2 separate regions of the Homo sapiens genome follow, and region 2 is linked to region 1. A link is an interaction called in ENCODE POLR2A ChIA-PET data of the cell type or tissue named here. Cell type or tissue: MCF 10A. All regions are shown on one strand. Each heading gives the region's core, and the rest is flanking DNA. Links, peaks and the distances in the headings are about the cores only. Region 1 overlaps PCDH9 (protocadherin 9). Region 2 overlaps PCDH9 (protocadherin 9).

What was found. Peaks named below come from ENCODE experiments on the same cell type or tissue, not always from the same donor. Only the 100,000 strongest peaks of a DNase experiment are listed, where the experiment ranks them.
Region 2: POLR2A ChIA-PET joins it to region 1 with 6 read pairs; 3 of 35 experiments call an interaction of 5 or more read pairs at or near these places.

Annotation. Positions count from the first base shown.
Region 1 is chr13:67,022,082-67,026,490 of GRCh38, reverse strand. The region is part of intron 2 of PCDH9 (protocadherin 9); the gene reads left to right. Among named protein-coding and RNA genes, the nearest start is that of PCDH9-AS4, 33 kb to the right of the region's middle. In MCF 10A, for the core only: no CTCF peak of the experiment used is centred there; a DNase peak (open chromatin) is centred at 2,790.
Region 2 is chr13:67,075,378-67,079,786 of GRCh38, reverse strand. The region is part of intron 2 of PCDH9 (protocadherin 9); the gene reads left to right. Among named protein-coding and RNA genes, the nearest start is that of PCDH9-AS4, 87 kb to the right of the region's middle. In MCF 10A, for the core only: no CTCF peak of the experiment used is centred there; no DNase peak of the experiment used is centred there.

The sequences.
Region 1 (4,409 bases), core at 334-4,333:
AAGGGAATGCTTCCAGTTTTTGCCCATTCAGTATGATATGGGCTGTGGGTATGTCATAGATAGCTCTTATTATTTTGAGATACGTCCCATCAATACCTAATTTATTAAGAGTTCTTAGCATGAAGGGTTGTTGAATTTTGTCATCATCCTGGTACCAAAGCCGGGCAGAGACACAACCAAAAAAGAGAATTTTAGACCAATATCCTTGATGAACATTGATGCAAAAATCCTGAATAAAATACTGGGGAACCAAATCCAGCAGCACATCAAAAAGCTTATCCACCATGATCAAGTGGGCTTCATCCCTGGGATGCAAGGCTGGTTCAATATACGCAAATCAATAAATGTAATCCAGCATATAAACAGAACCAAAGACAAAAACCACATGATTATCTCAATAGATGCAGATGTGTACACTTTAAAAATGAATTCATTAGATGTAGTTTTAGTTTGTCTTCTTGAAAATGTAGAATACCTATATATCATAAAAGATAATGTGTTTGTTATTTTTTAAAAGAGCATAACCACCAAAGAGCTTAAGAGTAGGCCCCAAATCAGCTACATAGTGATAACCCTAATATAATTATTCATATACATTTATATGCATAAATGATATATAAATATGCTTTAACTTGCCCTTCTTCATTTTAGAAACTTTTCAAACAGATTTATTAAGGTAAAACTGACATTGAATAAAGTGCATATAAAGTGCAATTTGATACGTTTGACATGTGGATATACCTGTGATATCATCACTACTTTCAAGGTAGTAGACATACCCAACACTGGCAAAAATTTACTCAAGTCTTTTTCAAATCTTCCTCCTCTTCCTCCCAGTAATTTTTAATATACTATTTTTGAAATGGAATGACTTTTAACTTAGCACACAGTGGATATTCAACAAATGCAAGTTGTGTAAATCATTATTACATTCATACTCCAAAGCCATTCTTTTAAGAGATGATGATTTAGTTAATTTCTGATACCAATGATCTGGTCATAATTATATATTTTTGAATTTGCTCCTGCAGTGTGGAAAGAAAAGAAACATTAAAAAAAGAAGACTTTCTCAATTGCGTTAGGGATTTGTAAACACCTCATGAAGAAAAAGGAAACACATTCATATTCATTTTTCTTGAACATTCACAAATTGCATTTGAAATGACTTGTTGGTTGATGTTTTATTATATTTGTCCAGTATTCTAATAAGGAAGTGTACCACATGGCCTGGCTTTTCACAGAAGGGTCAAAAGAAAATATACCAAACCATTTCACCTATGTATTTAGAAAAAATAAAAAATTAGCATATAGCACCACAAGTAAATAATTTCTTCTTCTTCCCTAGTGTTTGTACATGCACACACATATTTATTATACATTTTACTGAGACAAAGAATGTGTAGCTCCCAATTTATAAATAATAACATATACTTCATGGTAAATTCCATGTGACTAATTGGTTCTTAGAAAATACTTTTGTTAATTAGCTTCAAATGACAAACGAATATACTTGTGACATACATATTGGTTAATATTTTCATTTATGTAAGTAGATGAAACAACTAAAACAATGAAGACTTAGTTCAGAACGTCACTCCTTCATCAATTATGTGAGTACTCCTTTGTTAAATCAGAAAATGTTATTTTTAAATATGGAAAAGAGTATTTCATAATTTTTTCTACTATTTGCAATATAATAGCAACAGACATGACACATTTTAAGTTTATTCTGCATTATTACTATTTTCTTCAGTGTCTCAAGTCTAGGTAATCAATAACACCATAAATAAAGCCCTGCTAAGTAGTATTTGCCAGGTTTTATGGTGTAAGGACTTCACCATGGCCAATTTCAAGCTACCAGTGTCATATCACTGAATGTGTTCAGAAGGGATGGAAATAGCCTAACCAATATATGCTATTTCCACCATACAGATACAATAAGTAGAAAAAAACCTCAACAGCATAAATTATAGTAAAAGAAGAAATTTTAAATATAATTTATTATGTGATAAGTTTATATACATTATTTTTAATAATAGCTAAATATAATAACTGGCTCACAAAATTTCTTAAAACATAAAAGGTATTAACAACTCCAGTACATCATTGTCTATAGAGTACTGCACACCTCAACATAGACACGATGACCCATGGCCATTGAGCATTACTGTAGTTACCCAACTCTGATACAAATGTTTGCTTTTTAGTAATCACCAATTTTTGGTCAACCTTTGTTAATATCAACTTCAGTTTTCAACAGAATTTAAATTTCTACACCTCTTGATCTAAATAACCAAGTGTTTTCCCATTGTCTCTTTAAATTATCCAGTAATTGTAGGTAAAATACCCAGATCAGCTTCTGGTGGCTTCCTAATAGAGTTTAGATTAATACATGAGCTAATAGTTGCCTGCAGGTTTCACTTGTCTGAAGTGCTGAGGCACAAAAAACTACAGCAACCAGAGCTACTGTTGTTACTATTTCTCCTCTTCATCTTCCCCTTGTTTCTTTTTTTTTTCTTCCATCTTTTTTCTCCTCTGAATGAACACCTTATAATATGGAACATCTTTAATGTACAGTTTGGTCTGTTATTGATATAATTTAATGAGTTTTGTTTATATTCTTTCTGATAGACTTTTCACTTAAAAATTGTATTTAAGTTTTATTCTTTTCAGTTCAACTTACTTTGTTTTTAAGTGTTTCCCAACTGCTTTTTCTTTCTTTCTTTTTTCTTCCTGTTGGTTGCTTGTAGTCATGGCAACAACCTGTGGTCTGTGGTTAGCCATTGCAAGTCTCTCCATTCAGGAGCTTCGGAAAGGCTGATCAAGTGCCAGGAATACGTGTTGATTCCAAACTTCAAGAGCATTCATTTATTTGTCCAGTCTTTGATACAAATTGAGAGTTCTTTGCTCTGTTTGCCTCCCCTCAGGCAAACTCTCTTTCATTTACTTGTTTCAAATTCTTGACTTGGCTATTGGGTGTCATTTCAATTATCTGTTAAAATTAAAAGATCCACTTCAAAATGTCTTTATTTTATGTGCTTTCCTATTTCCTGGAAGTTGATTATGTTGCCATATATAAGACAGAATTTTACTACAGAATTTCTGGTATGTCTTTGAAGTCCTGCGATTGTGTTACAAAGGATGCTAATGTGATTGCTTTTTTATGGGTAAAGGAAGGCAAATGACAGTTGGTGGTGAAAAGAAAAAGGAGTGTGGGGACTGGAGTACTAATTTGGAACAGGTGTTGATCATTTTTGCCTAGAATAAGTAGTGTAACTGTAAACAAATATTCTTCTAAAAGAACGGCTCAAAGCTATGAAGGCTAAAAAAAAAAAAAGGATTTTCATGATAGCTTTCCTAAACCCCTTGCTGAAAAAGAAATGTTATTGTAGAACAGAAGTTTCAAAGTAGTTAAAAGTGGTTGGTTGGAAGTAAGAGCTGAAAGAGAAAACTGCATTGCAGTGATTGGTTTGATTTGGTGAATAAATTGCTATTTTCAGATTCAATTTGTATCAATAGGCAAAGACCTGTACACCTGCAGAACCTGTCACACTCAGTATCCAGGGCGCTGAAGCAGTTAGTCTTCAACAATAGGTTTAACCTTTTGACAATAATTGCACCCCATTCCTGAAGCCTCAGCATAGGAGAGGAGCCTTTGATGTCTGAACGTTAAGCAATACTCTTTTTTTTTCTCTAACGGAGAGGACACCACAATTTATAAACTTAGAGAATATCACACAAAATTCTGCCTCCTTGTTTTTAAAATAGGTGAGGGTGTTGAACGGCTAGAAAGATTCATCTTTATTAAATGTGACTGAACACTGGAAGTGCGAGATACTGTTTCCTTAAAGAAAGTAAAGAAATCACGTTTTGGTTATTTATGATGGCCAGTGTAGTGGGCTGAGTTAAACAGGTACTTGTGAAAGTATTGAATAGTTCCTGGCTAAAAGGAAAAGTAGCAAAATAATTTAACACATTTTTCACGTTTCAAGGTGAGGGTTGTGCTGTAATAACATAATCTTCTGTGGTTTTGATTCAATATTCAAGTCTCTAATTAAAGACCATCACCTGGCTGGGTGCAGTGGCTCATGCCTGTAATCCCAGCACTTTGGGAGGCCAAGGTGGGCAGATCACCTGAGGTCGGGAGTTCGAGACCAGCCTGACCAACACGGAGAAACCCCATCTCTACAAAAATACAAAATTAGCCAGGCGTGGTGGTGCATACCTGTAACCGCAGCTACTCGGGAGGCTGAGTGAGGAGAACCACTTGAGGCGGAGGTTGCAGTGAGCCCAGATCACACCATTGCACTCCAGCCTGGGCAACAAGAGCAAAACTCTGTCTCAAAAAAAAAAAAAAAAAAAAAAAAAAAAAAAAAAAAAAAAAGAACATCACCTTGTCCACCCTTTGA
Region 2 (4,409 bases), core at 335-4,334, 53 kb before region 1:
GAATACATGGAAAATGTCTCTTTCCAGACTTCAAAGGTGTCAGGCTCTCAGTTCATCTCTCCAGATCTGAAAAAGTCTAGAAAGGGAGAGGTCTGGCTACATTAATGGAAGATTAATCTGATGCAAAATTTTCCCACAAAAGACAGCTTTGCAGGGTAATTTTAGTCCGATGATCCCATGGCAGCCATTTCAAAATATGTTAAAGAAATATATTTTGGTATAAAATCTTTTTACTTCCTTCAGCATCTGCTATATGCCATGTTATGCTGTATACCAGAGTCAGGTTGGAAAGTAAGCTACATTATATAGGGTTCATAAAACCTGTCTGATGAGATTTTATGGTGGTCATGACCACTAACCAGGTCCCTTAGATAGGAATTTGGGCAAGAGAAAAAGAAGGTCATAGTCCTCACATTTAAAAACTATTATTTTATGTAGTTTTATATTATTTCACACAGCTTATTATGTTTGTAAGTGGTAGATAATTATAGATTTCTGACTGTTATAATATTTTAATGTACCTTTTCTTTTTTATGTGCTGAAATGTATCCTGAATGCCATGCTTTTTGTACTCTACAAAAATCCTCCATTCCATGTCTCGTTATTCTTTAGTGTATTTAGTATATTTCAGGTCATAGTAATTATATTACACACTGCTACCATGTTGTTCAGGCTGGTCTCAAACTCTTGACCTTGTGATCCGCTCACCTCGGCCTCCCAAAGTGCTATGATTACAGGCGTGAGCCACTGCGTCTGGCCTTACATGTGAACTTCTTTAACCACCCATGACTCTCAGATTGTGTTCATGACTATAAACTGCCATTTTCTTAGTTTCTGATTTGTAGACTAGGTCCAGACTGGCCACTGCAGGACTGTAACCGAGAATTGCTTTCTGATTTATTTCAATGCAGTGAAAGATTTAGATATAAATGTAAAGAGGGGCTGTAGATCACAAATATTACTTTATTTAAAGAATTTAATACATTAAATAGCTGCTGAACTTCTAGAAGTTCCAAGCTGCTGTGTTTCTTCCTTACAAAGATAGTAAGGCATGGTTCATACCATCAAGGCACTTAAAGTCCAGTGGGGTCATGGAATATTGTTTCGGAAGAGCTATAAGTAAAGAACTTTTTATAAAAGTTCACAAGTTGGAAAGATTACAGAAGGGATATATTATGAGGCACATTTGGGATTTGAGCTTACCATTTTATGGCCACATAAGGTTTAGAAAGATAGAAAGAGAAGGAGGGTATTGTAGGAAGAGCAAAGACAGAGTTGAGAAACATGAAACTTTTTTGAGGAACTGTGTGTCAGTTTGAATCCTCCAACAGAAGCAGACACTAAGATGGTAAAAGACCTACAAGGCATTCATTGAAGAATAAAGGGGAAAGAGCTGAAGGAAACAGGGTGAGCCTTGAGATTAATGTGGGTTTCACACTTACAAAAGAAGAGGTGGGCAAGGAAGGATTGGATAGAAAGAGGCTCGGGACTAAGTGCAGGTCTAAGAAAAATTTGACCAGCTGATGGCGCAGCTGGGAGCCACGGTACCAGCACGAATTCCTTGGACACTCAGCCTTTGGTGGGAAGAAGCCCAGGTGAAGCATGGCTTCAGTATTGATGGGTGGCCACTGAAGACAATGGCCACTATGGCTCCTGCAACAGGTTTGAAGGAAATTTGAGTGGCGGATATCCATGGACACCTCAGCCATCTGCAGGAATGCCAAGTAGTTTCCTTTGGCTGGAACGTGTAGAATATAATGCAGGGAAGAAGCTGGAACCACAACATGAGAGGCCTGAAATGGCATGATTAGGAATGTGTACTTCATCAAATGGAAAGATGGAAAAGTTTTAGACTTGTATGTAGAAATATCATTTAGAAAGAATTATCATTTAGGACTATATCTAAATCGATATACATGTGAATTTTTTTTTAATGTGGGCATGTTGGCTGCACAAACCCACTTAATATCTACTCTAGTAATTCACCTGAAAAATGATGACCTCAATGTTAGTGGTAGTTGTTGAAATGCAATGTGAGGGAAACAGATTGACAATAGAATCAAATATTGGGGTGAGATAATAAGGAAATTGAAAGAATGGGAAGAGAAATGATTCCCAAGTTTAAGTCTAGATTTCTTGAACAATGTTGATGTCATCCGTTTATTCATATAATCAACAAATACGTATTCTATTATGTGCCAGATACTATTCTAAACATCAGTGATACAAAGAGACAAAAATGGAATTTACCTTTTAGTGTAGTGAGATTATCAATATCAAGTGGTGATATTTGTAAGAAAAGAAAGTGGAGGGTGTAGAGGAACAAGGAATGCCAGGGAGGTGAGAAGAGTGATTGTTTTTTTAAATAGGGTGATAAGGGACACCTCAGCAAAATGATGGTTGAAAAACAAACAAATAGTTGGACAGGCAGACCAGTGACTATCTGAGGCAAAATAACAAAGGAATCAATAAGGGCAAAGGCCCTGTAAAAGCATGCCTGATATGCTCAGCAGACAGTAAGGGGCCAGAGATTTGGAGAAAAGAGAGTGACAGGGAGGATAGCAGAAAACAATTCCAGAGATTAATGGGCAATGTTGATCAGGGAGTGGGAGCTTTGATTAGGGAGTGGTATTTTTTAAGACAGTGCACAAAATTAAAGGTCATTTTTTGAACAGAAGAAGGCTGTGATCTGTCCTCAGTCTTCACTCTGCTTACTCTTGAGAAGAGACCATAGATGAGCAAGTTCAGAAACAAGGCAACCTTATGCAAAATTCTTTCAATACTAGGCAGAAGATGTTAGCAATGAGCGTGGTGGGAAGAGTTCAGATTTTGTATATATTAATCACACATAATCAGACGTTAAAAACTGCTTCCCTGCCATTATTAGCCATATTTACTTCTCAAAGTTTGTAGCAATGGTAATAAACATATGTGTTATGTTACTTCAAATAGGAAAATTAAACTATATTGTGCATTCCATTGAGTGGGGCCGGTGATCTGTTTGGAATAAATAAAATATATCATTCTTCTTCCAGTAGTCTTCAGAAAAATAGCTCGTTTCACAAAATTTTATTATTACTTCTATTAATAGTTTTCATAGAAATTACAGAAGACTTTGCAGATGCTGATTCATTTGTGGAAAATGTGATTTCCCTTCCTCATAGTTTAGCTCTTGATTTAAGTAATGCTTCAGTGGAGAAGTCTTTCCTGACAGAGAGCCCACATCACAGATTTCCATATCACCACTTAGTCCTCCCACGGCCCTCCTTATGTTACCTGCTGTGACACTTATTTTTTGCAAATCTTGTGATTTAAACTTCTCTCTTCTCTTTAGCTGAGTAGCCCTTTCTACTGAATGAAACTTCTTCTTCGGCTTTATTATACAGCTATTTGATTTACCAATTAATTACGCATGTTTATAGTTATTCACATATTGAAAAGACATAGATAGCTTCTCATAAATTTATTAAACCTCATCCATTCTCACAAATTCAAATGCTCTACTATGCTAAATCTCCATATAGGAACTCACTCCCAAGTGGAGATTTACATTTATTACTGTCTTTAAGAGATCTGTAACTGAAATAATAACAGTAAAATATTTAGGGCAGTGTCTGGCACATAGAAAGTGCTCAACATGCCTTTCGCCTCCACTCCCATACTATTATTTGGTGATCATACTAATCATTTCTTTTTTGAAATGGTTGAAAGGTTCGATGTTATAAGTGGAGTGCTTGCTTTAAACTATAAACATTTGTTTATTTTAATTTTGATTAAACCTTTGGTATGAAAACTAAATCTAATAATGTACTCATATCACTGCATTCCAATATTTTTGCCACGTTTTTCCCAAATTCTTCCAATTTCTAAATTTATGCAGTTGCATAATGGGGCTATCAAATATTCCACAAGGTAGTAATAGTCTTACAGTTTTGACAGATTATGGTATACCAGTATTATTATTATTATTGTCATTTATTTGTTATTTTCTTAATTATTGAATAAACCACATTTGAACAATTATAACTAGACTAATCAAATGGAGTGTTTTACCCTTGTTAATAAGAAAAACACTAGATCTTGTGGCAGTTTTCATCTGAAGTGGAGAATGTATTCGGTTATGTATAAAAGTGTAGAACGAAGGACATAGAAATAAGATGTCATGGAATTTTAACTTGATGTGAAAAGAGATAGTAAAATTTTAAGAAACTTTCTAAAATGTGCCCATCATAATTAAGAAAAAAAACCCATCATGATTCCTCAGTCCCTCCAGGAAGAATGAATTATTGCCAGGGAGAGGCTGTAGCAGAGAATGGCAAAGCAAGTTTGAAATCCTAGGTTCTCCATTCTTGTACCCCACCTAGTGAGCATTAATAAGAAACTGCATTTGTCAGTTTCTTTCACTTTGT